Linked DNA regions of Mus musculus: regions 2 and 3 are each linked to region 1. Evidence: chromatin loops called from intact Hi-C (ENCODE). Cell type or tissue: heart. All regions are shown on one strand. Links, peaks and the distances in the headings refer to the core of each region. The heading gives the core; the rest is flanking DNA.

Region 1 (10,877 bases), core at 1,830-9,829:
ACCAACTCACCAGTGAAAACCTAAGGACAAACAGCTCAAACTTGCATGTTGCTGAGCCTGGGAGTGTGGATTAGAGGCAGAACACTCGCCTGGCATTCATGAATTTTTGGGACTTGAGCATCCCTAGCACCAAACAAACAAAAGCCCCAAAAAACAAAAAGAAAGAAAATTAGAAGAGAAAAGAAGACAGGAAAAAAGATTGTTGAATAATTGGAGAGAAACCTGTCCACAGGAGGAGGCTCCACAAACAAGGGACAGGTTGAGTTGGAACATTTCCATTTAGAGATAGTTCCTTTGTTTTAAGAGAAGAGAAAAAGTCATAGCAGACTTGAAGAAGATAAAACAATATTAAAGAGGAAAAATATCAGTGGAGTTCCCTGGGTTAGAGGGAAAGTGAGTTCTTCCTGTAAACCAGTGGCTGTGACTACCTTGCTCCAATCCCAGACTCCCTTGCAGCTAGGGTGGTGTAGTCTTACTTTCGTTATAAGTGAATTTCCTTAGCTATACCTGACTGCTGCAGTTGAGCACTGGGTGAGTTATAAAGAGAAGAGGCTTATTTGCCTCAGTCTTAGAAGCTCTGGAATCCTTTGACGACCTTGTACTATGATGTAACATGAGAGTCAGCAGTGTGTAAGCTCAGATCTCTGACTCTCCTAAAGCCATTAACACCATTATAGAGGCCCTATCTTCATGACTTTACTTCCTAAAGGCCTAGCAGAGTCATGTGGATTAGAAGTATAAGAGGGTGCATTGTTTTCATTTTAAAAATTATGTGTTTGTGTATGTTATGCTTAATTGCATGAACCTGTGGATTTCTTGGAACTGGAGTTAGAGGAGGTTGTAAGTTACCAAACACGGGTGTTGAGAGTTGAATTGGGGTCCTCTGTAAGAGCAATAGACACTCTGAAGCCTGGGAGGCTGAGGAGGGAACAAGTTCCCCTCCCTGCAGTCGCTCTTGAGCCTTAGAAGCTGGGGCAGTGGGAGCCTGAGTTCCCTCATTTGCTTTGGACTGGACAAGTCTCCCAATGGTCAGCCTCCTTCCCACTGAGGGTTCAAGACCAACCTCCTCAGCCAGGAGCCAGAGTCCAAGTTTCTCTTTCTCTTCTTCTGAATTCAGAAACTCAAAGCTCCAGATTTATTATATAGAGCAGGGTGGGCTCTGATTGACTGTGTGTGTGCATGTATGCAAATAAGGTGAGAAATAGGACCAGTCAGGTGAGAGCTGTCAAACAGGGCATGGGGTGGGAGTTTGGGGGTGGAGAAAGCCTGCCAAATATTGAGGGTGTTTTCAGTTAGGTCATGTGATTTATCTCTCCCCCTCTTCCCCTATGCTGCAAGGGAAGTGGGGAGGTGGAAAAATCCCCGTAGTTTGTTGAGTTTGTTTCAGAGTTGAGCTCACTTATTGCTCCTCCCAGGCTGTTGAGATGAAAGACTCAGTCTCCACTCAGAGTTGTGGTTGACCTGAGGGCTGTTAGACAGCCTGCTTTTCAGGGGGTTCTTGGTGGGATCCATCAGCCAGGGACTTTGTATACTTCAGTTCCTTGCCACAGCAACCGCAGGAAGTATACCTGGATGCCAGGGGCAGCAGCCTGTTCAGTTGTCACAGGGGCCCTCACAACCATTGTGGATTCCTGTTGTCACCACAGTCCACCCAGGTGGTTTGCCTTTAGGGTTTCTGGGATCGGTCCCACCCTGGTCACTGAGGTGACCTTTAAGAGGTAGAGCCCAGGGAAAGGTGACTAGGTCCCTGCAACATCAGGACTGGTGGAGTAACCTGAAAGTAGACGCTATAAGGACCAAGACGGGCTCCTCCTAGCTCTAGCTTCCTATTTCAGAGTGTGGTTCTTTTCCCTCTGGTCACCTTGAAATGCCATCCTTGACGATGGGCTGAGGGAGGGAGTGGTGGGCTGTTGGGATGTCACCCCCAATACTGTAAGGTAAAGAAATCTTTTTACCTGGTTTTTTTCTTAATTTTTCTATTACTTTATTTTTTATGTATATGAGTGTTTTACCTGCATGTAAGTCTGTACACCACATTTCTGGTGTCTAAGGAGGTCAAAGAGTGTATTGGATCCCCTGGAACTGGAGTTATAGACAGTTGGGAGCCACTGTGTAGGTGCTGGGATTTGAACCTGGCTCCTCTGCAAAAGCAGCTGGTGTTCTTAACCACTGAGCCATCTTTCTAGCTCCCCTTTTGGTCTTTAAACTTTTAAAATTATATTTATTTGCTTATTGTGCATGTGTGTGCATGTGTTTGCACGTTTGAATGCATGTGCAGAGGTCAGAGGGCAGTTTGGGGGATCTGCCTCTTCTTCCTTGCTTGGTTCCAAAGATTAAATTTATGTCATCAAGTTTGGCAACAAATTTCTTTTCCCACTAAACAGCTAGTCTTAATCCAGACAGTGGATTATTACAGTGGAAAATAGACTAAAATCTCTCTCTCTCTCTCACACACACACACAGACATACACACACACACAGAGAGAGAGAGAGAGAGAGAGAGAGATACACATATACACACGTACATATACACACATACATATACAGAGACACGTGCTCACACACTTACACAGAGTCACACACACACACATACACACACAGAGTCACACACATGAGACACATATACAGACACACACATAAACACACACATCATCCTCTAATATTTTCACACTTAATAGTTGGACTTTCATCCATGAGAACATATGAATAAATCAGCTTAAGCCTCTCTCTCTCTCTCTCTCTCTCTCTCTCTCTGTCTCTCTCTCTCTCTCTCGGTTTTGCTGTGTAGCCCAAGCTGACCTTGAACTTGAACTTGGGATCCTTCTGCTTCGGGCTTCAGGTCTCAGAGTGCTGGGATTGCAGGCTTTGGCTGGGTGGATAGAGGATTGAGGAGGAGAGAGTGAGAACCAGAGGTGCCGTCTGGGGTGGGCAGAGAGCATCCAAGTTGGCTCAGGAAGTCTGGGCAGTGCTTGTGGGGTGGCAGGGTGAGACACACTCCTGGGCAGGCAATTGGCAGGGCCTGGGGTGGCAGGAGCTGACCAAGCAGCAGGTATGTCCACGTTCTGATAACAGTGACATGAAGGTGCCAGATGCAGTGCTCCATAGGACTGAGGCTCATCTCTGCTTCCGAGGTGGTATTTTCCCTCCCTCCTCCCTCTCCCTATCTCCCCACTTCCCTCCTCCTTCTTCTAGTCCTCCTCCTCCTCTCGTCCTCCTCCTCCTTCTTATTTTTTTTTTTTAATAAAAATAACTACGAAGAGTTCAAGATGCCTTTCTTTCAAGACATCACAGCACTTAGGTCCCAGCAGCACATCGGTGGCAAAGAATGTCCCCTGTCACTGTGGCTGCTTGCCTTTATTTGAAGTGTCTGGCTGAGCTATCTGCCGGTGACATGCTTCTTTCAGAGCGAATTATTCATCCCCCACAAGCCCCGTCTCCCCCGGCCTGGACTCTGCTCGTCCCTGCAGGTGTGAAGACAGGCTCGGCCTTTGTGTGCTAGGCGCTTGTCCCCCTCCCGCCGTCCCCCTCTTGGAACCCCTCCAGGCTTGTCAAGACTCTCCTGGATCTGGGCTCTGCGGTGTGCAGGGCTGACGGCCCCTGTCATCGAGGCGAAGCCGTGCAGCCTCCAGCCCGCCTCTAATCTCCCCCTTCACAAAGGGCAGCTCTGTCACTCAGGGGGACGGCAGGCAGACCTGGATCTGGGGCCATGCGATATTAGAGGAAGCAGCCCTGCAGAGGCAGCCGTGGCCTTCCATACAGTGGACTGGTAGGCAGAGGGGCTGGACAAGTCATGGAGAGCAGAGCCATCCTGAGTCACCCAAGTCAAGGAGCTGAGTTGGATGTACCACAGAAGGCAGCCAGCCTCAGTTGTGCAAGGGAGTCATCCTCTGAAAGCTAAGGAGAGCCCTAAAAGAGGGTCATCACCCTTCACCCCACCAGACACCAGCATCCTTCAGTGCTGCCTCTGGGTCAGTGGTGATAAACAGTGGGTATGGGGAGGCAGGGGTACCTGGAGATAAGTGACACTGTCCCTTAGACCCTGTCTCTTCTTCCCACGGGGAAGCACACACCAGCTGCACAGGGAAGCTGTGTCCAGCAGGTGTCTACTGTCTGCACTGGGGTGGTGTCACAGAGCAGAGGGGAAAGCTGGGCCCACAGGCACTGTGACCCCTGCAGACAGATTTCTTCCACCTGCCCAGTGTATGGAAGTATATTACCAGAGTTATTAATAGAACAACATGCAATGGGCTAGGGAGATGGCTCAAAGGTTAAGAGCACCAACTGCTCTTCCAGAGGTCCTGAGTTCAATTCCCAGCATCCACATGGTGGCTCACAACCATCTGTAATGGGATCTGATGCCCTCTTCTGATGTGTCTGAAGACATTGACACTGTACTCATACACATAAAATAAATAAATCTTAAAAAAGAAAGGTATGCAAATTCCACGTGAAAACGTGACTGCGTGGGGCTTACCTCAGCTCAAGGCCACCCCAGGCTGGCGTTAGGCAGTGGGCCTACAGGGGGCAGAGCAGAGAAGATGGCGAAGGCACTGGTCTCTCTGCTCCAGAGCATCTGTTGTGAGGCACATAGGCCAGCGACACTAAGTTGCATCTATTCTATGGAGACTTTTAGGCTTAAGAACTCAGGGACCCAGAGCATATGTCCACTGGCAACCTAAGTCATTATGGTCATTCTCAGCCACAGTCCCTGCTTCTTCCCTTCCTCCCTTCTTCCTTTCCTCCTTTCCTCACTCCCTTCCTTCCTTCTTCCTTTCCTTTCTTCCTTCCTCCCCACCCCTTTCCTTTCTTGCTTTTAGCTTCTTGAGACTGGGCCTCTGTAGCCTGGGCTGGACTAGACCTCACTATGTAACCCAGGTTGACCTCAGACTCACTTAGCCTTCCAAGGGCTGAGAGTCCAGTTGTGAAGGGGCCACTCTTGCCCTGTTTCTTCATCCGTAGAATGGATTTCCAGAACCAATCATATGAAAATAAAAGGATCGTGTCTGTTATCTGCCTAAGCCGGGGTCAGAAAAGGGATCTCTGATGAAAGAGGAGATGCCATCCTCAAAGGGCAGGAGCTTTGTTGACGGTTTTCACTTCTGTACCATGTGGCTAACCTTTCCCCTGGTTAGGCTGCCTCTTCAGAGAGCAGCTGAGATGACTGAAGCAAGCAGGCGGGGGCTCCCAGAGCCCATGCCCAGCACTCACGAGACAGGCAGTGGCTCCAGCTGAAGGCCCTGGGGGCACTGGTCCCTGAAACAGGGGGCTCCTCCCGAGAACCCCCCTGAGTCAGAAGCTGGCCTCTGGAAAAACAGGTGCAGCCAAAGTTCTGAGTTCCTTCACTGTAAATTAATCTACACAAGCAATTGGGAACAGAAAGTGCTTCCTGTCCCAGCCTGGGACAATAGACAATAAGTCCAGCCTGCTGGCCGGGGCCCTGTCCTGGGAAGCTTCAGGAAGGCACCCCCCTCACACACACACACACACGCACCTGCCCTCTATGAAGCTCTCTGCATTGTTCCAGGCTGAAGGCCAAGGAGGGCCCCTTTTTCTGGGGATCAAGCCGTAGGGAACAGCATTTCTCCTCAGCCATGTACTTCCCGGGGAAGGGGAGTTTGGGAACGTGGCCTAAGCATGCTTCCTCTGTTCGGTTTTGTTCCACAGTATTTTGGAAGCCCTTAGGTGCTTGCCAGTACAGGTTTTCAGAGGAATAGCAGCCCCACACAGAGTAGAACCCAGCTCAGCTCAGTTCCTTGGTCCTTGTGTAGTAGAAGCTATGACACCCCAGGAGAGTTGTATGCAGAAATGAACCGGGGACCGTATGCAGGCTGACCAGTGAAGGCTCAGAATGGCCATGTCTAATGGCAACAGCCAGAAGAGAAAGCTTGGAAACATAACAATAGTTGCTGACCTGAAGGACAGTAATCCTGAAAACAAGTTTTGGACCCAATGGATTGCTTTCCCCGGGCAGAGATGGGCTGGGAAGGTGGCTCTGAGGTGACATATGAGAAAGGCTTGTGGTGTCCTTGACCCTTCTGGCTCCTTCAATCCTTCTGTCCCCTCTTCCACAGGATTCCTCAAACTTCACTTAAGGATTGTGGTGGGTCTCTGCATCCATTTCTATCAGTTGCTGGGTGAAGCCGCTCTGATGACAGTTACACAAGAAAACCCACAGAATCAACTAACCTGGGCCCACAGCGGCTCGCAGAGACTGAGCTCCCAACCAGAGAACAGGCACGGGATGGAGCTAGGCCTTCTGCGCGTGTATACCAGTTGTGCAGCTGGGTCTTCGTGTGGGACTCATAAAGCAAGAGTAGCTCCTGACTACATTGCCTCCTTTGGATTCCCCTCCCCTCACTGGGCTGCCTTCTTTAGCTTTGATAGATGTGTCTAGTCTTAACTTCAACTTGATACACCAAGGCTGGTTGATACCCACGAGAGGCCTCCCCTTTTCTGAGAAGAAAGGGAGGGAGGGTGGATGAGGGGGAGGGGAAGGGAAGCTGTGATCAGGATATAAAGTAAATCAATAACTTAATCAACGAGAGAGAGAGAGAGAGAAAGGCTTAAGTTGTGCCTAGCTCTGAGGCTGATACAACAGCAGCAGGTTCTCTTGTAGCCCAGGCTGGTCTCATTTGCTATGTAGCCAAGGATGACCTTAAACTCCTGGTTCTCCTGCCTTCTTGTCCTGAGTGCATGTATGTGTGTATGGGTGTGCGCATGTGTATGTAGGTATGTATATGAGTATGCATGTGTATGCATGTGTATGTGCATATATGTATTGTGTGTGTATGTGTGTGTATGTATGTGCATGTGTGTAGTGTATAAGTGAGCATGCCGCAGCACTCTATGGAGGTCAGAGGACAACTCGCAGTAGTCAGTTTTTCTTCTTCTGCGTGGGCCCTGTGGATCAACCTCAGCTCATCAGGTTTGGAGGCGAGGCCTTTACCCGCTGAGCAGTTTTGCTTTCCCCCTGTGCTTTGCCTCTGATGATGACTGGGTGTTCTTGAGTGTGCATACCAGGTGTGGAATCAGTAAGCAAACACTTCGGGGCATCCTCAAGTCTGGTCTTTTAAAGAATAGCAGACTGACAACTCTCTTCTCTTTTGCAGTGCCTAGGATAGAAGACAGGGTCTCCAGCTCAGCCAGCCCCTGCTGCCAGTTGTACCCATTCTAGAGCATTCTCAGAGAACCAAGAGCTCCCATCCAGACAGAAGGAAGCAAGAAGCCTCCAGGCATCTCTCCGTGGCTCTCCTTCTTTTCCGAGGAGCAGGGAAGGCCAGAGGAATTGCTCAAAACCAGGGCAAGGCAGTGGGTAGGCAGCCTCTGGCCTCGGTGGCCCTGCAGCCTGGGGCAGCTAGTGCATGCAAACGAACTCAGCAAGGTTCCCAGCTTTGGTCCCCAAAGCATTACCTCACTAGACACTGCCATGTCAGCTCAGACGTGCTGGCCACCCGGTGCGTGGGTGGTGGAGGCCATGAGCTCCTTTTCTTTCTCCGGTCCTGTCCCTCTGCCCCCTAGGGAGATTCTGTGTGAAGGGCCAGTGCTTCCTGGCCCTCCCAGGTCACTAATGACCCACTCTCTCTCTCTTTCCCTTTTCCAGGACTGGGCCATGGAATCAAAGCGGCTGCAGTGACTCAGGCGTTTCCCATTGCCCAATTCTCGCATCCTCTACTCTCAGCGCCCAAGCTTTTCATGTCCTATTTGAAACTGATAGGAAACCCTCGCATTGTTTCGCAACATGGATATTAGCGCCGATGAAGGAAGCGCTCCATCAGATAATCGGCTGCAGTAAGCTGGCTTCCAGCGCCAGCTGCCCAGACCCACTTCTCTGCTTCCCAGGACCCAAGACCCAGCACAACCCTGGCTAGGACAGTCAGGGGCTTCTGGCCAGGAGACCCAGCGGCCTGGCTCCTCCCACCTTCCACTCCACGCCCATTTGAAGGAGAGAGAGCGTGGGCGGGGAGGTTTTTCTCCTTCCAGGTCTCTGATAGGCAAGGGTCTCCATCACTTTTACACATTTGCTGACCTTGCTCTCTTCCTCAGCGCACTTTTCCAGGTGATCCTTCAAATCCTCGGGTTCTCTAAGCTTCGGGGTCCCCTCTCTCTCCGCAGTTCCCATTGATGTGGGTTCCATTCTGCTCCTGTGTAAGATTTTGCCTGAACAAAGGGTTCTGCTGCTAAGCACCATCAGAACTGCTCAGAGCCAGGCAAGAGAATTTGCACACTCTCTAGGGCTGGCGCTTGCTTTCTTTTGTAGTTAGTTAGGCTTGGCAGTGGAAACGTGACTCTATCCATGGACTATAAACAGAGGACGTGCCCTGAGCTAGCAGGCACTTCATACATACCTTCAGGGTGAGCAGGTGACTGCCAGCCCCTTCCTGAGTTACAGATGTGGACGCTGGTGTCAGAGAGGGTGTACAGTTTTCTCAGGCTCACACAGCACAGTTTCGAGGCCAGGACAGCATGCTTCTCTTCCAAAGACAGACTGCAAGTCTGTGGCTAATTTTTCCCAAGATGTCAATCAGATGGGGTCGGCTCTAGGGCTGAGAATGGGGGTGGTAGAAGGAAAAACAGCAGGGGCCTTCCTATGGTGCCATTCTGAATTCTGGTAGGAAGTGATTTCCCCTCAACAGTTTCTGTTCCATATATATATATTTTTTTAAATAGCAAAACTGGCAAATTCCTGCTTAAAGATGTGACCCCATCCAGGCAATACCTGTGCATTTTGAATAGAGCTCCATGCAAGGGGCTGGCTATCCTCATATCCTGGCTCTTCAGGGTTTCAAGGCATCTATCGGTCCTGGCTCTCACATCCTAGCTAACCACGGTACCATTCTTGAGCATCTCTCACAAGTCAGGTATTTATGTACGCATTGCCGAGCTGCAAAATAGCTCATATACAAGGTAGGAAGTTTTGTGTACAGCTCACGGATGCAAAACCACAGCCTGAAGAGGTTGTAGGACACAGCCAACAGGCACACAGCTGACAGACATAGCAGTAGGTGGCAGATGGCAGTGAGGTCACAGGTGCCAGCTGGAAGCCTTTAGCCCAGGTCAGTGCCTTAGCAGTGTGAGTACTCAGAGAGGGCTGAGGGGGGCTTGTTAATCCAGAGTCCAGGCCTCACACTTGAAGCTTGGATTCAGCAGCCTGGATAACACGTTCTCTACTCCCAATATCCTGGCAGGAGCTGCCATGGCTCTCTTTTCTAGCTGAGGCAACCAAGATTGTACACAGGGCCATCTTTCAACACGAGAAAAGCGAAGCAAGAACCTACAAGGACCTTGTCTGTTCCCAGGGGTGACTTCAGCCTTGTTTAATTTGAAGTCTCGTGAATATCCTTAGGATCTCAGCAGCACCTGGCCTCATGCTCTCAGGAGACTTGGGCCTGTCTGTGGTGCATGCCTCTTCCATCCCAGGTCAAGTCCCTGGGAGACTCCACCTCTCTCCACTCTCAGTGAGACACTGGGTAGCCTCTGGTGCCAGGGAAGCCCATCTTCCCTGGTTAGTTGCTCTTCCGGGCACAGCGAAACCTCCTCTCCTTGATCCCTTTTGCTTTATCATGGACCCTGTGGGGCTTTAACTGAACACTTACTGTATACTAGAGGCAGGGCCAAGTTCTTGACCCACAAGGTTTCCTTGAAGCCTGGCACTCTCCAGGAGGGAAAGCATTCCACATTTCATGCAGGAACCCTCCAGGTGCTGCACTTTGCTGGTGAGGGTGGGGCTGCTGGCTGTGGTCTGGCTCCCAACAGCACCAGCATCCCATGTGGTGTGGCCTTTTGGTGGGACTCCTGGGCTGCTGCTGTGTGGTTCTCACAGTGAACAGAACAGCTTCGAGACCAGACCTCAGATGTCACTGCTACAGCATAGAAAGCTGCCCGGTCCTGCCTGCTACTTCCTCAAGCAGCCAGCGCCAAAGATGGATAATTCTGACATCTGCCACTCTTGGTTGTGGAAGGCCCTGAGTTGGCTCTTCTTTCTTGTCCTCCTGGGTGGGGTACCCAGACTGAAAGTAGGCCAGGCTCTAGGGGTTCTGGGGCACCAGATCCATTTATAGCCTTGTTTATGTAGGAACCATTTCCACCATCCAAACAGCACAAAGGAATCTTAGCGACACAATTAGTTGGTAAATTGAGAATTTCCTGTCTTTGTTGGGATAGGGTGGGGGTGAAAGGAGATAGTTTTAGGCTTTTAATGAGATGATGGATTTTAAAAATAATAGTAATTAAAAAGAAACTTACGTAGTTGGGGTGGTGGTGGTGCATGCTTTTAATCCTAGAATTTGGGAGGCAGAGGCAGAGGCAGAGGCAGAGGCAGAGGCAGAGGCAGAGGCAGAGGCAGAGGCAGAGGCAGAGGGAGGCAAGGTGGATCTCTAAGTTCAAGTCTCAAGGGTCCAGGTGGTCTAAAGAGTTCCAGGATAGCCAGAGCTACACAGAGACACCCTGTCTCTAACCCCTGCCTTATTTAATTATTTGTGTGTGTGTGTGTGTGTGTGTGTGTGTGTGTGTGTGTGTGTAGGGGGTATGATCTAGGGTGGTTTATACTCATACCACACTGCTTACCCCAGAATCCTTCGAATCAAACCCCTGTTGTTAGGCTTGGTGGCAGGCACCTTTACCTGCTGAGCCATCTCACAGACCTGAGGCATTTTTAAAATCCTGAAACACTGTGTGGTTAGTGCAGTATACCTAGCCCCAAACAAAAAGTCAACAGAATGAAACATCCCCAACCCTCCCCAAGATGCAGCACCGTTAACACTGTGTTTCTGTCATTATACCATGCAATGGCAAAAATCTGTGTGATACAGACAGCAGAACATGGCACCGGGGTTGCAGGTGGCAGCCTTCTCTGTATGTAAAGGGTTTTCTGGCACCAC
Region 2 (10,877 bases), core at 1-8,000, 70 kb after region 1:
TGCCCGGGTCATGGCTCTGAAGCCCCTGGTCATCCTCACCCCCTTTCCCTCTGCACAGCCCGTCTCACCGGAGGCCAGATGTGCCGACCACACTTGTTGCACAGCCCAGGCTTGCCGTGGCTGGACGGGGGCAAAGCAGCTCTCTCTGCCGCCGCTGCCCATCACCACAGTCCCTGGACCGTCAGCCCGTTCTCCAAGACCCCGCTGCACCCCTCAGCTGCTGGAGCACCCGGAGGGCCTCTGTCTGTTTACCCAGGGGCTGCGGGTGGGAGCGGGGGAGGCAGTGGGAGCTCCGTGGCCTCCCTCACCCCCACTGCAGCCCACTCGGGCTCCCATCTCTTCGGCTTCCCACCCACGCCACCCAAAGAAGTGTCTCCAGACCCCAGCACAACAGGAGCTGCTTCCCCGGCCTCTTCTTCTGCAGGGGGTAGTGTAGCCCGGGGTGAGGACAAGGATGGCGTCAAGTACCAAGTGTCACTCTCCGAGAGCATGAAGATGGAAGGCGGCAGTCCCCTGCGCCCGGGCCTAGCTACCATGGGCACCCAGCCTGCAACACACCACCCGATACCCACCTATCCCTCCTATGTGCCCGCCGCAGCTCATGACTATGGCAGCAGTCTCTTCCATCCAGGAGGCTTCCTGGGTGGCCCCGCCTCCAGCTTCACCCCTAAGCAGAGAAGCAAGGCTCGCTCCTGCTCAGGTAAAGGCAGGTGTGGGACTTCAGGGCCTGTGGGTGTGGTGTGCCTCTGTAAAAGGGGTCCGTGGTCTGATAGAGGGGCCATGCTAGGGCGCCTGATTTAAGAATGGGTGGTGGTCATCTCTGATAGTCCACAGGCATTTGAAGTTCCCTGTGGGGAGGAAGAAACCCCTAAAACTTTCATCCTGCCGTTAAGTGCTCCTAGGAACCCCCATGTTCAGCTCCTCTCCGCACCCCTCCTCATGGCCTCCTCTCCAAGGTTGACAAGTATCAGCTAAAACACAGAATGAGGTTCCCTGTCTCCCTCCCCAAACGTTCAGCTGAGACCGAGCAGCCTCGTGACTGGGCGTGGGGGAGAATGGAGGCTGTAGGTGAGGGAAGGAGTCAGTGTGTACTTATGTGTACGTGTGTCTGTGAGCGTGTGTGCATGCCGTGGGCACTGCAGAGATCTAGGCCCTAGAGGAATCTGGTTCTCCAACTCTGCTAGTCCAGTTTTAGGATTGCAGCGGCTCCAGATCTCCTTGGAGATTTCCCCAAAGCAAAATTCCCAAGGCCTGCTTGCATCCTAGTGACCCTGATCCCTCTCCCTGGGGGTAGGAGTGAGAACCTGTGCGGGTGCCTGCACCCCTTTGCCAGCTGCAGCTGGATCCAGCTAGGTTTGTCCAGCCATATGGCCCTCAGGCAATAACCCGTGGCTCCGAGGCTCCTTCCCATAGCTTTTAGCAAGGGAGGGGGGAAGGCTTCCTCCAAAGTTTATTTCTGAGTTGAAGAACCAACTTCTCATAGGTGACTTAGTTCCAACTAGATCAGGAAGAATTTCCATGGTACTGAGCTACTAAGCCCTCGCTCCGCTGAACTCCAGCCCCAACTTGACTCTTGTCTCCTGCTCTACTAAGACCAGAGACTTTGCCCTTTTTTGCAAAGTCTTGGCCTGTTTGTAGCCCTCTCTTCCGTGTTTGTTTTGTATTCTATTTAAGCTCCAGATGGCCAAAAACAACAACAGAAAATAAGGCCACCTAGCCTAAAGTGAAAGAACTTATTTATTTCATTTTAGAAACAACTTTGATCATTGAATTCTAGGAGTTTGGCTGAAAGGGAGCCCAACTGGAGGAAGAGAAAAGGTTTCCTGGCCTTAGCCGGAGCATAAAGACAGCGAGGGGCTGATGGGAGAGATGAGAAAAAGACTTAGAGATGCTGGCTCAGTTGGGCAAAGTGATAGAGCAGCAGAGAGGCTCCCCCAGACCCCAATCCTGGACAACTGTGGCCTGAGCTGAGCGAGGGACAGTAGCCTGTGCTCTGTAAAACCGGCCTTCAGTTCCTTTTCCGGGTAACTTGCTGCTGGCTCTGAGAACCCCTGGCAGCCTGCATTTGCTGTTTCTCTTTGCTCTTCCTCAGCAACATCAGAAATGAGAATTTATCCTTAAAAGACCCTGGACTTCTTTTAAGGGGACTCCTTGAGTCCCTCTTTCTGCCAGGGGTGGGTCTCCCTTAATACAACCTTGATCCTCTGGCTCTGTGTAGAGGCTAAGCAGGCCTTGTGTCTTTCCTTGTTCCCTTACAGAAGGCCGGGAGTGTGTCAACTGTGGTGCCACAGCCACCCCTCTCTGGCGACGAGATGGCACGGGCCACTACCTGTGCAATGCCTGTGGGCTCTACCACAAGATGAATGGACAGAACCGGCCGCTCATCAAGCCCAAGCGGAGGCTGGTAAGAAAGGGCACATCATGGGGCAGGGCAGGGCCACGGTGGCCAGTGGCAATCTGGGCAGAGCGGGTTAGTTAAGTGAAGAAAAAAAAACAAAACAGAGAGGGGGAAAAAAAACGAAAACAATCCAACAGCAAACCTTCAAATGCAGACACTTCACCACCTGAAATCCTCTTATCAGTCAAATCATTTGGGGGGTCAGTCAGGTCGGTCTTCGTTCTGGCGGATTCTTTCCTGCCAAATTTCCTGTCCTGCAGCCTCCCTGGCACCCCCCTCCCCCCGCAGCTACCGGGCACCCCCTCCTCTGGACACCCCCCCACCCCACCCCCCGCTGAAGGATTCCCAGAGCCCATGGTCTAGCAGCCCACCCTCAGGCTCTGGTCTCTTATTCGCTCTTTTTAAAAATAGGGCCATGAAGTACTTTTCCCTATGGCTGCTCTGGCCGCCCTCCCTCGCCTCCCAGCTCCCGGTCTCCTCCGCTTATTTAAATAACACACAGCGGCCACCAAAAAAACCTGCCCTTTATTATTTTTCCATGGAGTCACCTATACTGTGTATTTTCATTTGAGTGATTTTTTAAAAAAATGTCCTTTCGGATCTCCTGCCGGAGTTTCCTATCCGGACATCTGCAGCCGGTAGATAAGGAAACTTCGTGTATCTGTTTCCGGACCGGCAAGTTTTCAGAGCCACCTCGACTCAGTCCTGCCTCTTGCTGGGCTGTTTTGAAATTTCTAATACCCTCCACTCTGCAAATAATGTGTAAAATGCTAAGAATAATAAATATATTTTTTCAGGGCGAAGTGATTTATGAGTTTAAATCGTTCACCCGCTTTGGGGCCCTTTTTCTTTTTTTTTCTCTCCCCCCCACCCAGCAGTGTGAGGGCGGTGCAGGCTGGTGGGGGTGGAAGGAGGATATGCTGCTGGCCCCTGAGTCAGAATTCCAGCTTCAGCCTGCTTACTCACCCTCCCTGCCCCCGCGGGCAGGCCAGCTCTGGTCCCCTCCATGAGCAGGCTCAAGCCCGGGGCCTCTCTGGACTCGGCTGGACTCGGCCCCCTCCCCACACTGGCTGCCGAGGGAGTTCAGTGCTAGGAGTTGCTGGGTGGAGGTGGGGTGTGAGGGGAAGAACACACAGGAGTAGCGCTCTGTTTACCTGAGGCAGAAGGGATGGCAGGGGGTGATCTGTATTCTAGGAAAAGCCCCCCTCCCTCTTCCTCCCTCCCCACATTTCAGTCCTTCTAGAGACCAGGCCTCCCCTCTTCCACGCCTCACCTCTGGCTGGCATTTCCTGGGGGACTGGGACGAGGGGCTTGGTAAAAGCAGCAGGTGAGCGCTCTCAGGGCATACGGCTCTAGGCCGGCAGGAATGGAAGCGCCTTTGCTCCAATAGTCTTTTTGAAGCCTCTGGCTAGTATGACTATTGATTGCTAGGAATGCTGTTAGTGCAGTAAAAGGCACTGAGTGTTTAGATTTTAAACTGTAGTTAAATTCAATTTAAATCTCTCCTGGCGACTCCTAGATCCTATATAGGACAAAGCAAGAACACACTTTAATCCTGGGCTCCAACTTCCTCAGGGCTTTCTGGGTTCTCCTGGGCAGTGCAGGGTCTTGTTGCCTTGGCCTCCCAGCCATGACTCACCAGGATTCTGGATTTCCAGGGGAACAGTGGGGGAGGAGGCATGCAACTGGAGACAGCAACTCAGGATGGTCACAGGACTAAAGTCTCCGTGGGACCTGTTTCCTTACCTGTGAAATTAGACTGCTGGGCGGTTAGGGGAAGTGGTGCTTTTCCCTTCTGTGTCGACAATCCTTTAGGTTCTAAGAACTCTTTATTCCAAAGTTCTGTGATTCCCAACTAGTTTCCATCTCAAATTCTAAAATTCCTCGGTTTGAGATGCTTTGATTCCCCGGTAGGACCTATCGCTCCAGGCTCGGCGGTGGGGCTGGGAGTGGTGCTAAGGGCCCAGGAGGAGGTCAAGGTGGGGCGTGGGAGACAGCCTCTGACGCTACCCCTCCCCTCCTAGTCTGCTGCCAGAAGAGCGGGCACCTGTTGTGCAAATTGTCAGACGACAACCACCACCTTATGGCGCCGGAACGCCAACGGGGACCCTGTGTGCAACGCCTGTGGCCTCTACTACAAGCTGCACAATGTGAGTGCACCCCACCCCTCCCCGGGGACCTCAGCTCTTTGTGCTGCCTGGCCAGCCAGCGGCCCCAGCCACAATCTCCAGCTTGGCTTGGCTTGGGTAGCCGCAGCCGACAGCCCAGAGTGCCAGAAGGACGATACCTCTGTTTCGGAGGTGGGACCGATGGGGGCAGGGCAGGCAGGGACCGGGTACCTGTGATAGGAGAAGTTGGGGACAGGGAAGGGTTAGAGGTGTTGGAGGACGCAGGCTGTGCAGGCATTTAGTGATCTGGGAACAACCATGTGGACTGTTAGACCATTCACTCTTTCTTGAAAAGATGACAGTGAGGGCTTAAGGGGGCTTTGGTGAGTCACATTGGGTCTGGGCTGAAGGTACAGTTCCTGTCACCCTGGGGATACAATTAACTCAGCCTGCCTCGACCTGTGGAGAGAGTTTGGAGGGATTTGTGTGGGAGGCAACTTCTCCTAAGGGCTCCGTGGCTGTCCCCAGGTTAACAGGCCACTGACCATGAAGAAGGAAGGGATCCAGACCCGGAATCGGAAGATGTCCAGCAAATCCAAGAAGAGCAAGAAAGGGGCTGAATGTTTCGAGGAGCTCTCCAAGTGCATGCAAGAGAAGTCACCGCCCTTCAGTGCGGCTGCCCTGGCTGGACACATGGCACCTGTGGGACACCTCCCACCTTTTAGTCACTCTGGACACATCCTACCCACGCCCACGCCTATCCACCCTTCCTCCAGTCTCTCTTTTGGCCACCCCCACCCGTCCAGCATGGTGACTGCCATGGGCTAGGCAAGCCTCCCACTGGACAGACATGGACATCAAGGGTGGTTTGGCAGAACCAGAGCGAGGCTGGGCACTCCCAGGATGGGTGGAACATACTCTTGGCTCCCGCCCATCCCAAGAGACCCACTTCCTCCTGCCAGCCTAGCCTGGCCGAAGCCACCTCTCCTTGGAGGACTCCCAGCCTTGTGCCGCCATTACTGTGAATATTTCTAACTGGGCTGCAGCTCGCGTGTGCCCGGGGTGCTGCCCAGAAAAGTGTTTTCACGGAGAGTGTTTGTTTGGAGAGCAAAATGGACAGGTTTACAGATTTATAGCAAGAAGAGACTGGGGATAGAAAAATGAAACCTTTTTTTTTCTTTTTCTTTTTTTCTTCTTCTGTTTTATTTTTTTGATGGAGAAAGGAGTAGGCAAGAAGAAAAATAATTTATTTTGCTCTTATTTCTTACAAGAACGTGAAGACATGGAGGCGTGTGCTATTTGTGTTCTTGGGGTCCTTCTTTGGGACCTCCTGCCACCAGTCAGGGCTCTCGGGGGCAGACTTAGAGGTCCTCAGCCTGAGCCTCCTTCACCCCAGCCTGCCTGCAGGGTAGCCCCTGCCCTGACGCAGCCCTAGAGGGCAGAGACAATTGCAGGCGGTCCTGCGCAGATTCCCAGGCCAGGGCTGGGTCACAGGAAGGAAACATTCTCTGGAAAGGGGAAACGTCTCCCAGATCATTCCCCTGGCTTCCAGAGGCCAAAGCTGGTGTGACCCAAATGGGCCAGAGCTGCAGCCTGTGCTCTAGGCCAGTCGGACCCCTGTAAATACAACCTTCTTTTCTGCTAAACCCTCGGCCCCCTCCCCCTCTAAGATAAATAAGAAAATACTCAAAGCGAAAACCAAACTGCATAAGCTTAACCCGCTGATGAGTGGTTTTATTTTGAAACTCGTTTTTTGGGTCCAGTCAATTGTACGTTGCCACAGAAGCCCCGCTATGGAAAAAAATAAATAAAACCTACAAACCAGGCCTGAGCTTCACAGTCCTTTGAGTGGTTCTTGGGTCCCACAGCCCTGGCAGGGGGCTCGGGACAAGGGGGAATCTTATGCTCTTGGTTTCTGGGAGACAGGGGGCAGGCAGGCAGTGGCCCTGTGATCCCAGGCTTCTGTTCTGCTGTGGCTGGCTGAATCCTTCAAGGTACAGTTGTACATAAAAAGTGTCCCAAGCTTCGATTCTGTGTGTGGTGGTGGCAGTGGTGCAGCAGCCAGCAAGGGGGCCCCGAGTGAGCCCAGGGAGACGATTGTGCTGAGTCAACCAAGTGCAATATCGGTGTCCAGTTGCTGCAGAGCACCCTAACCGGAAGTAACTTATTTTGTGCTAGTACCCGCATAAGAGAAGAATCGGCAGTATTTTCTGTTTTTATGTTTTGGGCTTGTTTTATTTTGAATTAGTGACCTAAGTTATTGTTAACTGTGTACAACATTTAAATATTGTCTGTAAAAATTGTATGCTACCCTCTTATTCCTTTAAAGTGAATACTGTTAAAAATAATAAAATACTTTTTGTGAATGCTGTCGCCTGTTGAGTGGGTCCCTGGGACCCCTACACCCCTGCTGGGGTTTAAGCTGTCAGGTGGCCTTGTGTCTGCTGTCTCTGTCTTTCAGAGAAAGGCCCATTTGGCTAAAACCTCCTCCCCTGGGGCCCATGGGGATGGGCAGGACTCTTCAGCCTGTGCTCTTCTGAGAACCTAAGCAAGGAACCTGATTGGGTTTTTTATAGAACCAATAGCCGAACTGGCCCCATTCAGGTCCCTCCAGTGTGGTCATCTCTGGTTTCTAGGGTACCAGGTTGCCAAATCTGTTCATTGACATACTCGATCGCCCGGTCCTGATTGCTGCCTTGGACCAATGATCCAGGAAATCCACTGATACCAATATTCCTAACGAATGCATCTGCCGTCATGCCCTTAGTGACTGCTAACCGATCACCACTATGTATCTGGTCGCTAGCCTGCACACAACAGGACCACCAGTCATCCCTGGCAGTGATGTTGGCAATTGTCAGTAGTCACATGCCTAGAGTCTGTCTCTCATCAAGGAGGTTTCTCATGGCCACTGTGTGGACAGATGCAGACTACCAATGGTGTCATTGGTAATGTGCATGCACGCATGTGTGTGTGTGTGTGTGTGTGTGTGTTTGTATGTGTGTGTGTGTGAATCGTGGGGTTTCTATATTGCTCAGGCTGGCTTCAAACACGTAAGCACCTTCCCTCCTGAGAAGTTGGCATGTGGCCATTATGACTGGTCACTCAGTGTCTCTTTAACAATGACTGGCCCTTGGTCACTTGCCTCTGATCATCTAACTACCCTTGTGCCTAGCAACCACACCTTCTCACAACCACATCTTCTCTGATGCCCTGGTACCAATGCCCCTGAGGGCTCATCTCTAGTCACCATGATCTTGTTACAAGTGTCAAAGTCTGATCCGGGCACCCCCATTCCCCCACGTCTCTTAAGCCCCACACTCCTGACCACTTGCTTCCCTAACTAGTCCGTGGTTAAGAACCAGTAATTGGTATATCTGGTTACTGCACTTTAGTGTCACTAGTGCTGTTGATCCTAACATATCCCTTAAGTTTCTGATCAACAGTCTCTCTTCTACCCTCAGCTCTCAAGCACTGAAGACCTCATGATCCTAGTAACCCCTGTCCTGAGTCACCCATGTCCCTGACCAGTGGCTCATAATATGTCCAGTCAACCATAGTCTTGCCTGAGACCTCTGAGCTGACTCCTGGTCATAACTGTATGTCTGTCTACACCTTCTTGGATAAAAGAATCTCTTTGATTCAAGTCACTGAGCATGTGTCCCTGGTCAGTGGCTTCTCTCTGCTCATCATCTCTAGCCACTTGGGTCTCTTGGCTGGGGTCCCCATTGACTACTATTGCTGTCAACATTCTTGCTCCTCAACACCCATCCACACCTGGAGGCTTTCTCCTGAGTCAGACTGCTGTGCTAGCTCACATAGCAAAAAGCAAGTCTCCTAGGAAGAACCAGCACCTTGGCCATCAGGGTGTAGTGAGGTTGTATCTCCAGGGCTTTGGTCTCAGGACACTGTCCTGGCATGCCACCATTACCCTGTCCTCATCTTTCCCTGCAGATCGGGCACCTGAACCAGACAGGCGGCAACCTGAAGCTTAGTCGGGCTGCTGTGCTTCCCCCACAGGACCACCACACTGGCCTTCTGGCCTCCTGCTAGCTACAGGCACAGTGAAGCCCAGGAGCAGCTTTCTGCCTTGTCCCCAGGTGTGATAGCAGATGTATTTAGGAATGGGTTATGCATGGGTGTGTGTGCATGCGTGTGTGTGCTGTTGACAACCCCCTTTTGTCAAATACAATTATAGGCGTTGGAAGACTCATCTGTGAAAACAAATAGGAACCCCTACACCCTTCAGAGGAGGTAATGTCCTTGGCTTGGAGCAAACTTGTCAGGCCAAGTCCAGGTTCTGAAGGAACCATCTAGAACACTGGCTCTCAACCTGTGGGTCACGACCCCTTTTGGAATTGAACAACCCTTCCATAGTGGTCACATGCCAGATATCCTACATATCAGATTATGTTTTCTAATAGTAGCAAACTTTTCCTTATAAAGTAGCAACAAAATATTTTCATGCTTGAGGGGTCGCCCATAACATGAGGAACTGAATTAAAGGGCTATAGCATTAGGAAGGCAGAGAACCACTGCTGTAGAACCTGTAGTTTAAACCCAAGAATCAAGAACCACAGCTCTGCACTCAAAAACAAGGGACCTATAGCTCAAAGACAGTGTCTAGAGCCTGGACACTCACATCCAAAATGAGCAGCTCGCAGCACGGGGCCCTTGCATCCAGATCCACAGAGTCCAGAGCTGGGTTCTACATCTAGAGCTCTCCTGGCTCTAGCTCATTACCTAGAACTTAGCAAGAACCCCGAAGTAAGGCCCGTAGCCCAGTGTCAGAATTGAGATTCCCCCCAACCTACGAAGCCTAGAACCTGAAATCTGGAATGTGGCACTCCCACATCTAAGACCTGGAGCTTTCCAGAGGACCCAATGGCCAGGAGCCAAGCCCAGAACTCAGAGTTTACAAGAGGCCACGATGACCTGGCTTATTTCCTTTCTCCTGTTAGCCCAAAAGTTGAAAGCATTCGTCCCAGGTACAGTCTCAAGTGCTGGGAGGCAGGCCAGGAGGAAGCCAGCAGGTAAGCGGCTTCCCTCTGTTACACTCAAGAACACCAAAGCATTCTTGAGAGAGGTGTTCCCCTCTGTGTTGAATAGGTCCATTCTTCATGCATCCTTACCTGTGGAGCTTAGAGGCTACCTGTGAGGAGGAGTCATCCTCCGGTCAGTGTGAGACAGGCTGGTGGCATGAGAGGACCTACAGGCTCATGGCTCAAGCAAGCTACTTGGAAGTCTAGGCTCAGGGGGCTCCTGGTCTTAGAATGTATTCCCTCCTCCATACAATGTTTAGACCATTACTCGTCCCACCACTCAAGTCTTTATCCGGTAAAGAATTAGGGTTCTGTGGACAAAGCACCCAGGCAGACCAGGAATCACACTAGTGGCTGCCGTAAGCAGGGTGACCACTGTCTTTCCAATTCCTGCAGGATCCACACCACAGCAGCCAGGGTGGAGCAGCTCTTTGTTCCATCCGTGTGCACCCAGGTGGGGCTGGTCAGCGCAGGCCCTCCCTCCCTTCCTCTTCTGGGATACTTCCAAGTCTGGCTTCTTACTCCCATTTTCCATAGTAGAAACCCAAACCTCTTGTGTGACCTTTAGGGACCAGCTCTGTCCTTCTCAGCCAGCTCCAGTCTCCTGGTGAACTGTCCCTGCAGGAGGCGAGGGGAGGGGTCTCACCGATCAATCCAAGGGCCTCTCAGCAGGGAACACAGCCCCAGGGAGAATTTGGGAGGAATGCCAGCCATCCACCTCAGGATAGGACCAGCTCACCTGAGGCAGGGAAGAAGACAGACAGAGTGGAGCCTTTCCCAAGGTGGGTGGATCCTCAAAGAGTTTATGAGGCAAAACAATTTGATTTTTTAAAAAAGACAACAACAGCCAGGCTGTGGTGGCGCAAGCCTTTAATCCCAGCACTCGGGAGGCAGAGGCAGGCAGATTTCTGATCTGGTCTACAGAGTGAGTTCCAGGACAGCCAGGGCTACACAGAGAAACCTTGTCTTGAAGAAAAAAAAAAAAAAAAGAAAAACACAAAAGATACAACAATAATAGTAACAACAACAATAAAAATAATAATAAACCCCAAACAATTCCAAACTTAATCTGGAAAAACAGACAAGTCAACAGAATCAGTCTGAGGTTTAAGGTAAAATGGAATGTGTAGCTTGTGTATGTGTACATGTGAGTGTATGGGGAGGGGTTGTATATTGTATGTGAGTATATGGGGAGGGGTTGTATATTGTATGTGAGTGTATGGGGAGGGGTTGTATATTACATGTGAGTGTATGGGGAAGGGTTGTATATTACATGTGAGTGTATGGGGAGGGGTTGTGTATTGTATGTGAGTGTATGGGGAGGGGTTG
Region 3 (10,877 bases), core at 952-8,951, 230 kb after region 1:
CAGAGTGGAACATGGAGAACTACTTGAGCAGGGTTGGGGCAGAGAGCAGCCTAGGTTCAAGCTGACAGTACCTCAATGAGTTCTGAGATGCCCTGTGGAGCTTCAGTTTCAGGGGCTTCTGGTCCCCCAGGTTTGGCTGCCACGGGAATAATCGGTGCACCCCGGAATCTGAAATAGAACAACCATCAGGACAGTCACAGAGGCTGTCAGCACAGCCCGGCACAGACAGCAGAGCTGCTGGCACATCACCGAGCACGCCACGTGCCTCCTCTTCAGCCTGCAGGTGAGCATGGGAAGGTAGCACCACTGCTCTGCATTGCCAGGTGAAACAGAAGTCCTACAAAGAAAGACTTAGATCAGAACCTAAGAGGTTCACCTAGAAATTCAACTCCTCCTGAGCCCCCTCAGGAAGCAGCAGGGATCTAGGCAGGTCGTAAACTACAAGCTCTTTAAAAGATCCATACAATCTGGTTCTCTGAAATTTAGGACTACTGGTGATCCCAAAGTTCCTAAAGCTGCATCTAGAAATCCCTTCTCGCTGAGGAGAATCCCTTACTTAAGCCATCTTCATTAAAACAAAACTAACAATAACACTGTCAGGGAAGAAGGAAAAAGCAGTTCATAATCCCTCCCAGCCCCATGCTGTCTTTTCTTCTAAACATAGCTTTCTCATGCTTTGTACCAATGAATTTCCCCTGGCTTAGTTACATTCTATTGTAATAGACACCATGGCATTTTATGGAAGGAAGAGTTTAACTAGGGGCTTACAGTGTCAGAGGGTTAGAGTCCATGATCACAGAGCACAGGCATGGGAGCTGAAACATCTGAGAACTCACATCCTGATTTACAAGTAAGAGGCAGAGAGACAAAGAGACTGGGAAGAGTATGAGTCTTTTGAAACCTCAAAGCCTGTCCCCAGTGACACACCTTCTCCAGCAAGGCCACACTTTCTAATCCTTCCAAAACAGGTCCACCCACTGGGGAACAAGTATTTAAACAAAAGATCCATTCTCATTCAAATTGCCACACATCCCATTTCCATGTTTTCAATATCTTACATAAAATATTTCATATGCTACTGTGTGGGTGCTATCTCATACCCTGCTATCTTATTCATCATCATATCATGAAGAATTTTAGCCGGGTGTAGTGGCTCACACCTTTAATCCCAGCACTTGGGAGACAGAGGCAGGTGGATTTCTGAGTTTGAGGCCAGCCTGGTCTACAAAGTGAGTTCCAGGACAGCCAGGGTTACACAGAGAAACCCTGTCTCAGGGCGGGGGGGGGGGGGGATTTTATATAGATTATATAACAGCAATATCGCAATATCAAGAACAATGATATCTTAAGCCAACTCATCACCATGGCTCTGTCATGTTGTAGATAAGGAAATGAAGACTGGAGAGGCAGATTAAAAGACACTAGTTGTAACCTTCAGAGCCAACTTTAAACATAGACCTTCTAAGTGTGGGACTTGGCTTTCTTCCCTTCCTCACGGATGCCCTCCTGGTCTCCTCTTTATCACTTTTGGTGGCACAGTAGTATAAAATCCACAATTTACACTCATGCCTTGGAAGTTCCTCATTTATGAGCATTCACTGCAACAGCATACTAGCAAAAAACGGACTTGTCGGCTTTAGGAGAATCCATCAGCTATGAACCTCAGACTGAACACACCTAGATCAATGGCCATGGTGAACAAACACATGTAAAAGCCTCTTCATGGAAGCAACAAGAGCATGAAAAGAAATGACCCAAAATTTTCAGAACTCTAGAGTTAACCAAAGAAAATGTGAACAAAAAAAGTGAAAATGGCTGGGAATCTGAGAACAAGTTACAAATAGATATTTTAAACCTGCTTTGTTCCATCTACCCACCAACTCTGTAGTGGCCTTGACAACTACAACCAAGCTAGTGTCTGCTGGACCCTAGAAGGGGCAGAATGGGTTTGAGTTCTATCAAAGCACTTGACCCCAAGAAATACAATAATTCTCCTATCTGGTAGTTCCCTAGAGGACCCCATCAGAAAGGCTATGTGTATCTGGCCTATTTGGAGCCTTTGCTGTAGGAGTAGAAAGAGCAGAAACCTCTGAAGGCAAGGAGACAGAGATGGGCTGTTTGATATCCCAACAATAGATTGAAGGGACCCTGACCTCAGCATCAATGTCATGGGCTGCCACCTTTCTGACAACCAAGTACCCACTTCCCAGAGATTTCATGGCAACAAAGGTTCAGAACTAAGTGGAATCATGCAAGAATAGATCCCTAACATAGTGGGGTATATCTGACAGAGAGCAGTGGTAGAATGGATGGCTTGAGATTGGGGCTTCATGGCAGTCTAAAAGAAGGCTCTGCATGCAGCTGAAAGCAAGCTCAAGGCATCGGGTACAAATGTGGAAGGCCAAAGGAGGGTTCCCCACCCTCTATTCTCACTCTCCTTACAACATGGAGGAAGAAGAAGAGATAGAGAAAGCGACCTAATTGAAAACATGCTCAAAGTTTGGGAGGCTTTCTCTTCCCCACCCAGGTCTGACAGCTCCCTCCTAACTGATCCCAGTTTTCACCATCTTTGCATGTACACATATTCAGCTCAATCAATCAGGCCCCAGCTGGCAATATATATATATATATATATATATATATATATATATATATCTGAGCCAATAAGTTCTAGAGAACGAAACTTGTCAGATTATTAGAGGAGGAAGAGAATGATGACTTCATTCATACTAGCTCTGGTCAGTAGGCCAACTCCCAGATGCTGTGTTCTTTGGAAAAGGAAGATGGCCTTGAAGACTTGCCAGAGACAGACACTGTTGAAACTCACTACATGAGGGCTTCTGTCTCAGGCAAGGAGACTCATTCCTGACCCAGCCTGTAAGCCTCCATGCTCCAGCTGTAGACATTTGTTCCTGTAGCTGTCTCCAGCCTCTAAGAACCTTCTGCTCCAGAAACCTGTGACTCCAGCCTTCCACAGAGACAAGAGACATAGCCCTCATGTTGTTGATCTGCTTTCTGCAGACCTGCTCTTAAGGAACATCTCTCAATTGACATCTGAAGCCCTCAGAGAGTTCAGGTGCAATACCACCACCAATTTCTCTGGGCTGCACCCCAAAGCCTGCTGAGTAAATGGAGTTATGAGAGTGACAGCATTTTTTTTTTTTGTCATCCTGCTGATGCTGAGGGACCCTGATTTTCTGCGTCTTATTCGAATTTTTTTTTCCTTTCCTGTTTAAGTTGTTACTCCTGCATGGGAAATGAAGTTTCTCCTAACTTCCCTTTGCTGTCTTCCCACTAAGTTCTTATAATGATGGTAGACGGAAACCCAGGATAGGGCAATGAGCAGCTCATTTTCTCACTGCAAAAGCCTTTTCCCTGAGGGTCTCTGTTGAAAATAAAGGGAAGTAGTCAACAGCATGATGAGGTGAAAGGTAACTGTTTAAGCAAACAAGGAGAAGAGTAAAAAGCTTAGCAGGAAAAGGTAAGGAATCAGATGCTCAGAGCTGGCTTAGAAAAGCTCTCACATATCCTGAGAACTGGGGTGACCACAGGCACAGGACTTGCATGTTCAGGAGAGACGTAGAAGAACGTGGGCCCTCACCTCTGACTTCAAGGTTCTATGCAAACAGAGAGTAAAAGCTAAGGCACAGTTAACTGCTGCTGGAACTCTTGACAGCTTGGCTCCACATGTATACAGAAACCGTCCTCAAGGAGCACCCTACATCCAGGCATCAGGGAAAACTGTCCTGTCCTTAGTGATCACTGAGTGGACACCTCAGGGTCTCCATGACAAAGAATAACGACTTTCCACAATCTGCCCAGAAAAGTCATCAAACTATTAACAAAGTATAGTGAGGGTTTATGTAACTTCTAATACTACTTCATTATGCTATTATAAATGCCTAGGATTCATTAAAAATTTATTTTACAGCCAGGCACAGAGACCACAGTACAAGCCTTTAATCCCAACACTCAGGAGGCAGAGGCAGGCAGATCTCTCTGAGTTCCAGGACAAGTTGACTTGGTATAGGGTGATTTCCGGGACACTCAGTGCTGCATAGAGAAACCATGTTTCAAAAAACCAAACCAAACCAAATTTATTATACAGGCATAGTTCAGAGTTTTTTGATTTTTGTGTGTCTGTGTGTGTGTGTGTGTGTGTGTGTGTGTGTGTGTGTACGCGTGCGTGCGCACGTGTGTTGCTATGATATAATACAACTTAATAGAGAAAAGGCTTATTCTGGTTTGGTGTTTCAGAGTCTATTACAAAGGGGAGGGGCATGTTGGAGCAGAACAACTCACCTCATGATAGCCAGGAGCACCACAAAGAGAGAGAGGGAGAGGGGGAGGGAAGGGGGAGGGGGAGAGGGGAGAGGGGAGGGGAGAGGAGAGGGGAGAGGGGAGGAGAGAGGGGAGAGAGGGGAGAGAGGGGAGAGAGGGAGAGAGGGAGAGAGAGAGGGAGAGAGAGAGAGAGAGAGAGAGAGAGAGAGAGAGAGAGAGAGAGAGAGAGAATGCCCATGATTTTTTCATTTATTACATTTGGCCCCTCACCTATGGTATGGCTGCCAATATTCAGAGGGGTCTTACCCCTTAGTTCATCCTCTCTGAAAACACCATCACAGTCATACCCAGAAATGTGTTATGTTAGCCTTCTAAGCACTTATCAATCAATCAATCAATCCATCAAGCTGACAACCAACATTACCCATCACAACTGCAAAGAAGCAAGAGAAGAGTCCACATATAAGAAAGAATTAATAAAAAACTGTCCCCAGGAAGCTCTCCCAGACTTGATAGCAGGTTCCCTCCCCCCCACCCAGTGTGTTCAAATAAATGAACCAAGTCTAAACAACTTGACAATCCTCCACCACAAGAGAGAGTGTAACAGTTGGTGCAGATCTCTATAGGTTTGAGGCTAGCCTAGGCTATGGAGAGTGCTTCAGAATGGCCAGAGTTACATAGAGACCCTGTCTCAAAATACACACACACACACACACACACACACACACACACACACACACAGATATACTGTGACAATTTCCTCCAAATTGAAACACTTATTCTTCTGTGATGCTCATTAAGACTCAGGAAGTTCTAAAGTAGACAGGTTCCTTAGGAGTTAGGAAGGAAACAATGGCAAGTGTCAGGAAGTCTCTGAAATCAGATTCACAGGGCCCTTCCTTCCCTAGGTTAAGTAAGCCTTATGCTTGCTAAGGAGAGAGAGCCAAAGCTGTGGGGCTGCCTGCAAGTCCCAGAGAGCCCCAGGCTCCCAGCTGTCAGCAGCAGGTCACTCAGGGGGTGTGGGAGTTTAGTGGTACAGCCTCCTTAACACTGCCCATGCTCTTGGAGTTATGTAGCCCTAATAAATTCAGCAACGTGCTAAGGTGGACTTTGGTCTGTCATCAGTTCCCTATCTGGGGTAAGTAGATGCTTGTTTTTTTATCACCCTAGGTAAGTTAACACAACAGAAATTTTTTTAAAAATCCATAGTTTGGAAATGCAAGAACTGAAATGAAAACTTCAGTCAGTAGTGAAGGTCAGGAGGGGATCTGGACATGCAGAATAGAGAGCTGACAACTGAGATCGATCCATCTGGGGAAAAGGAAGGAGAGAACCCAGTTGCAGTGGCAAAGCTGTGTCTCAGGCAAAGCAACTTAAGTACAATGGTGGTTTATGAAGCAAGAAGAATGAATGGAAGCATCATGGATGACAAAATCATGGTCTGTTCCTTCCCAAATTTGATGAAAATATTAACCTGCACATTTAAGAAGCTGAACAAACTCCAACCGTTAACTCAAAATCTACAACTAGGCAGAAAACAGCCTTGGCCGTTGATGAGGGCATTTCCCCAGCTTGGGAAGAAACCATCTCATATGTGAGAGCAGTAGTGCATGGAGCTGGTCCCAGCCATGGAGACCAGGAGGATGTCATATTTAAAGTATAGGAAGCCTGTCAACACAGATCATATATCTAATCAACAAATACGCTTCAGAAAATTAAAAAGAACACAGAAGTGACATGTAGCTGAGGAATTCTACTATACATGCCCACAGGAATGGAAAGAGGAAATGAATACATGTCCACGTGTGCCTTAGTTACTTTCAGCACTGGGACAGAATACCATGATCATGCCAGCTTATAAAGGAAAATGTTTAATTAGGCTTATGGTTTCAGACAATAGAATCCATGACCGCAGCACCAGCAGCTGAGAGCTCACAAATCTCCCTGAGGAAGAAGGAGAAGGAACAGACAAAGGACTCACAGTTCTGTATGTGGCAAAGGCTACCAGAGTGTCACCGGGTTCCACTGTCTAGTCCGGTTTTGAAGAACAAGTGATGGCAAGTAGCAGAGGAATTAGTGTCCTTGTAAGGACAATCAGCATCAACACAAGGCTCTGCAGTGAGGCTTCTAAGACCAGAGCACTGAGCTCTAAGTACTTCCTGGCTCCTCAATTTCCTCCCCATGACACTCTGAGTGTCCGTTTACCCTTGTGCCTCAGTTTCCTCATTAAGATGATAGTAGAATCTCTGATACAATTACTTCAAGCCCTGAATGAAGTACTGCAATGAAAACATCTCATCAGGTACCCAGCACGTCTTGTGAGTTCTATATTATCTAAGAAATGAATGAAAGGTTCTAGAACAATCATGGTTTTGCCTTTGTGTCTGACAGTCATTAAGGATTCAGCAATTAATGTCTATAATTTGTTCTTGTTTTCTAATAAAATTGTAACAGTATGTATTTATTTTACATAGTGTTCCAGTTTCCTTTCTGTTGCTATGTTAAAATAATCTAACAAAAAGCAACTTAAAAGGATAAAAGTTATATCTGCCTTTCACTTCCAGACCATAGTCCTTCACTGATGGACATCAGGGCAGAAACTCAGTGCAGTAAGTAGAAGCAGACACTATGAAGAAATGCTACTTGCTGGCTCACTTTAGCTCCTAAGCGCATGCCTAGCTAGCTTTCTGATACACTTAAGGACCATCTGCCTAGGGATAGTGCCACCCACAGTGGGTTGGACCTTCCTACAATAATTAGCATGAAGGCTGAGGGAATGGCCCAGCCATAAAGAGTAAAAACATTGCCCTTACAGAGGACCAGAGTTCAATTCCTAACACCTATATCAGGCAGCTCAAAGCTTCAATTCCAGGAGAATCTAATGTCTATTCATGAGCACAATCCTACATAATTTAAAACACAAAACGAATCAAGACAATTACTCACAGACATGCTCACCAAGCAACCAAATCTAGACAGTTCCTCAACTTAGAGGCTTCTCCTCTCAGATGACTCCAGGTTGTATCAAGTTGAAAGGTAAGGCTATCTAAGGTACACAGCAATAGGATGCACAGACATTTTCTTCATGTGTACCATGAAAGTGGACATACTTACCAGCCACTCCCCTTTTTGTTATTGCTATTCTTTCTCACAGATAGTTTCATTTCTACTTCCATATCTCACATATCCATATATGGTTTTATGTGTCTATATGATATCTAGGATAGAAAAATGGGAGGAAAATACATGCCATGTATTTTTGACTCTGATTAAATTTTGATGGTTTCTGGTTGCATTTATTTCCCTGCAAATGACATAATTTCATTATGTCTGAACAGAACTCCATTGGGCATACATAGGCCACACCTATTTTATCTAATCCTCTGTTGACAGATACCTAGGCTGATCCCATAACTCAGGTAATTGTAAATATTGTTCCATGAACATTGATATGCAGGTGTTTCTGTTGTAATTTAAAATGATAGAAAATGGCCAGAATATTGGATGTTACAATTACACCTATCATGTAACTGGCTTTTAAAATTATAACTCAAAACTTTATTAATGATTCCTAGAAGACTTTTACTTGTTATATTTAACAACATATAGTCTGTGTCTTTAAAATTATTTATATGTTGAAATTTGATAACACAAAATGAGACTTTTCTCATGATACAATCAGAAAATTACATTAGCCCTTCCAAAATAAAAAAATTAATCAGGCTCCCAACAATTATCATACAACAATTATATTGAGAACTGCACATACTAGCTCAGGCTTAGTTACTCTTTTTTTTGGGGGGGGGGGGTTGAGACAGGGTTTCTCTCTATAGCCCTGGCTGTCCTGGAACTCATTTTGTAGACCAGGCTGGTCTTGAACTCAGAAATCCGCCTGCCTCTGCCTCCTGAGTGCTGGGATTAAAGGCGTGCGCCACCACGCCTGGCTTTTAGTTACTCTTCTTAATCTGGCCATACAACTTAGGTTGACCACTCTAACCCAGAGCTGGCTTTGAAACACTTCTCATCATTCACTAGCTGTGTGACCTAGAACAAGCTACTGAAGCCAGTCCAGCTTTAAGATTTCCTTCCATCAAAGTGGTCTGGAGAAGTGACATCCACCTTGTGGGGTCATGACAGAGGGAATGGAAAGCCCCTACCAGAATAGTTCTTGGTACCCAAGTGCACCACAAAGACCTGTCATCTCCTCCATACCCTACCCACACATCACTTCATCCAAGGAATCCAAGACAATGGGAGTGACCATTTGGGGAAAACTGAAATTACACACAAAGCAGGAAGCATACATATTTCAAAATCAGACCATAAAGAGGAGATGCCCCAAATTCCAAATACAGATGTGCTCACACAGCAAAGACACCCTAGACAGGCGGGACAGATGCCAGCAAAGCACCACAGAGGAAGAAGAGGGCTGGGGCGTATGAATGTGCTTAGTCTTCTGTCACTTAGACACTAATTCTATTAGGTGAACATGAATGCAAGTGTTTTCAGTGAAAATATTATGCTTAAGGTATGAATGTGTCATTTTAAAAATTGTTAACTGCTCTAACAGACTTTTTAAAATTAACTAATGAAAGCCCAGTCTCTGGGGGACCAAAAAACGTCTACTTTTGAAGCTACAAAAATAAACACAAGAAAAACAAAACAAAGCTATTAGTGTCTAGCTAGATACTGTTTCCCACTGAAGGCACAGAGCCTGGCTAAACTTAGGGATGCTATAAAGACATGGCAGGACTGAGCTGAGGTGTTTCCTTGAAACAGGTAAGAAAGATGTAGAGACAACCCAGTTTAGTGTTCTCCAACACCATGGCAGCTGTGCCACATCAACCTGCCTGCACTACAGTGAGTCACACACTCCAAGTCACGTGTCTTTTCTTTTCTCAAGATTCTTGGCCACTGCCATTACTCCCACTATCCTGGTAGGTGCCCAAGAAGAGGTCACTGAAGGGATGAGCCCTGGGAAGAACTCAGTACCACTAGACCCCACTGCCCATGTCGAGCCTTTTCAAGTCCCTTTGACCAAGTCTGTCCCTCACCCAACCTTCATCTGCTGAACTCTTCTCAAGACCTCTGCAGGTCTTCTTACAGCCTAGATTTTGCTTCTCTGTAAGGAAAAGTCCTCTCACTAAAATACCCTCTTATCCAGCGATTTCCAAAGAACCCAGTGTCTGCTATTCCCATAGCTTATGCTTAGTTTTCTTTTTCTTTTTTTTTAATGGTTATTTTATTTGTTTACATTTCAAATGTTGTTCTCCTTTCCTGGTTTCCCTCTGTAAGCCCCCTATGCCATCTCCCATCTGCACTGCCTCTATGAGAATGCTCCTCCACCCACACACCTACTCCCATCTCACCACCTTAGCATCCCCCTACACTGGGGCATCAAGCCTCCAAAGGACCAAGGGCCTCCCCTCCCATTGATGCTAGATAAGGCATTCTTCTGCTATAGCTGCAGCTGGAGCCATGGGGTCCCCACATGTGTAATCTTTGGTTAGTGGTTTAGTCCCTGGGAGCTCTGGGGGTGGGGGTGGGGTCCAGTTAGTTGATATTGTTGTTCTTCCTATGGGGTTACAATCCCCTTCAGCTCCTTCAGTTCTTCCCTTAACTCTTCTCTTGGGGTCCCCGTGCTCAGTCCAATGGTTGTCTGCGAACATCTGCATCTGTATTGGTCAGGCTCTGGCAGACCCTCTTGGGGGACCACTATACAAGGCTCCTGTTAGCAAGCAATTCTTGGCATCAGCAATAGTGTCTGGGTTTGGTGTCTGAAGATGGGATGGATCCCTAGGTGGGACAGTCTCTGGATACATTTTCCTTCAGTCTCTGCTCCACTCTTAGTCCCTGTATTTTCTTTAGACAGGAACAATTCTGAGTTAAAAATTTTTGAAATGGGTGGGTGGCCCCATCCCTCAAATGGCGGCTGTGCCTATCCCCTGGGTATGGTCTCTATAGCTTCTGTCTTCCCTGTGTTGGGTATTTCAGCTAATGTCATCCCTGTTGGGGCCTAGGAATAAACCTCTTGCTTCCCTGGCATCTGGGACTTTCTAGTGGCTTACCCTCCCCTCCTCTCCCCCCACCCCCACAGTTCCCCATACCCCACTGCTATACACCACCATTCAATTTCCCAATCCTCTGTACTTCTCCCCTGTCTCCTCCCACACCTGATTCTCCCCCTATCAGGTTTTGATGAAATCTCACTTGTACCAGGCTGTACAAATGGCACACAACTGAACCCAAGGATTCCTGGAGCCATGGGCAAGCAAGGGGCTAGAGCCCTTGCCAGAGTTTCTACCTCTATGTGACACTAATAGAAATAGATGCTTTCTTCTGATCCCTGCTTCTTGACACATCACCAAAACCTATTCCTACATATGTCCTTCATGTCCTCAAGAGAGTCCCTGCCTTCTTGGGCTCTTGCACCTGCAGGCCTCTCCCTAGCTAATACATAAAATCAAAAAGCAAAATAAAAGTAAATACCCCAGCCCTGCTCTATACACAGAACTAGGCACATGCTCAGCAAAGAATCCCAATGCCTAGGAGCAGGGCTTGGGTCCCTACAATAAAAAACTAGGAACCGGCCAGGG

The links. A loop is a pair of places that touch in the nucleus more often than their neighbours do. Peaks named below come from ENCODE experiments on the same cell type or tissue, not always from the same donor. Only the 100,000 strongest peaks of a DNase experiment are listed, where the experiment ranks them.
Region 2: it touches region 1 in a loop (4-fold over the local background); 3 of 42 quality-filtered maps call a loop at or near these places.
Region 3: a loop joins it to region 1, with 2.6 times the contacts of the local background. A loop is called at or near these places in 2 of 42 quality-filtered maps.

Annotation. Positions count from the first base shown.
Region 1 is chr6:88,128,648-88,139,524 of GRCm38, forward strand. No RefSeq gene overlaps it. Among named protein-coding and RNA genes, the nearest start is that of Gm38856, 18 kb to the right of the region's middle. In heart, for the core only: no CTCF peak of the experiment used is centred there; DNase peaks (open chromatin) are centred at 5,444 and 7,664; H3K4me3 peaks cover 1,220 bases; H3K27ac peaks cover 2,166 bases; H3K27me3 peaks cover 6,561 bases.
Region 2 is chr6:88,200,161-88,211,037 of GRCm38, forward strand. It overlaps Gata2 (GATA binding protein 2), which reads left to right. Exons shown (of 6, transcript NM_008090.5): 3 at 59-700; 4 at 2,259-2,404; 5 at 4,423-4,548; 6 at 5,035-6,872. The coding sequence ends at 5,334. Among named protein-coding and RNA genes, the nearest start is that of Gata2, 6.9 kb to the left of the region's middle. RefSeq lists an enhancer at 2,749-3,293. In heart, for the core only: CTCF peaks have their summits at 3,121 and 5,950; DNase peaks (open chromatin) are centred at 2,891, 3,361, 4,561, 5,971 and 2 weaker places; H3K4me3 peaks cover 3,554 bases; H3K27ac peaks cover 4,225 bases; H3K27me3 peaks cover 7,050 bases.
Region 3 is chr6:88,358,475-88,369,351 of GRCm38, forward strand. Eefsec (eukaryotic elongation factor, selenocysteine-tRNA-specific) reads right to left here. Exons shown (of 7, transcript NM_023060.3): 3 at 72-168. Among named protein-coding and RNA genes, the nearest start is that of Eefsec, 83 kb to the right of the region's middle. In heart, for the core only: no CTCF peak of the experiment used is centred there; a DNase peak (open chromatin) is centred at 5,197.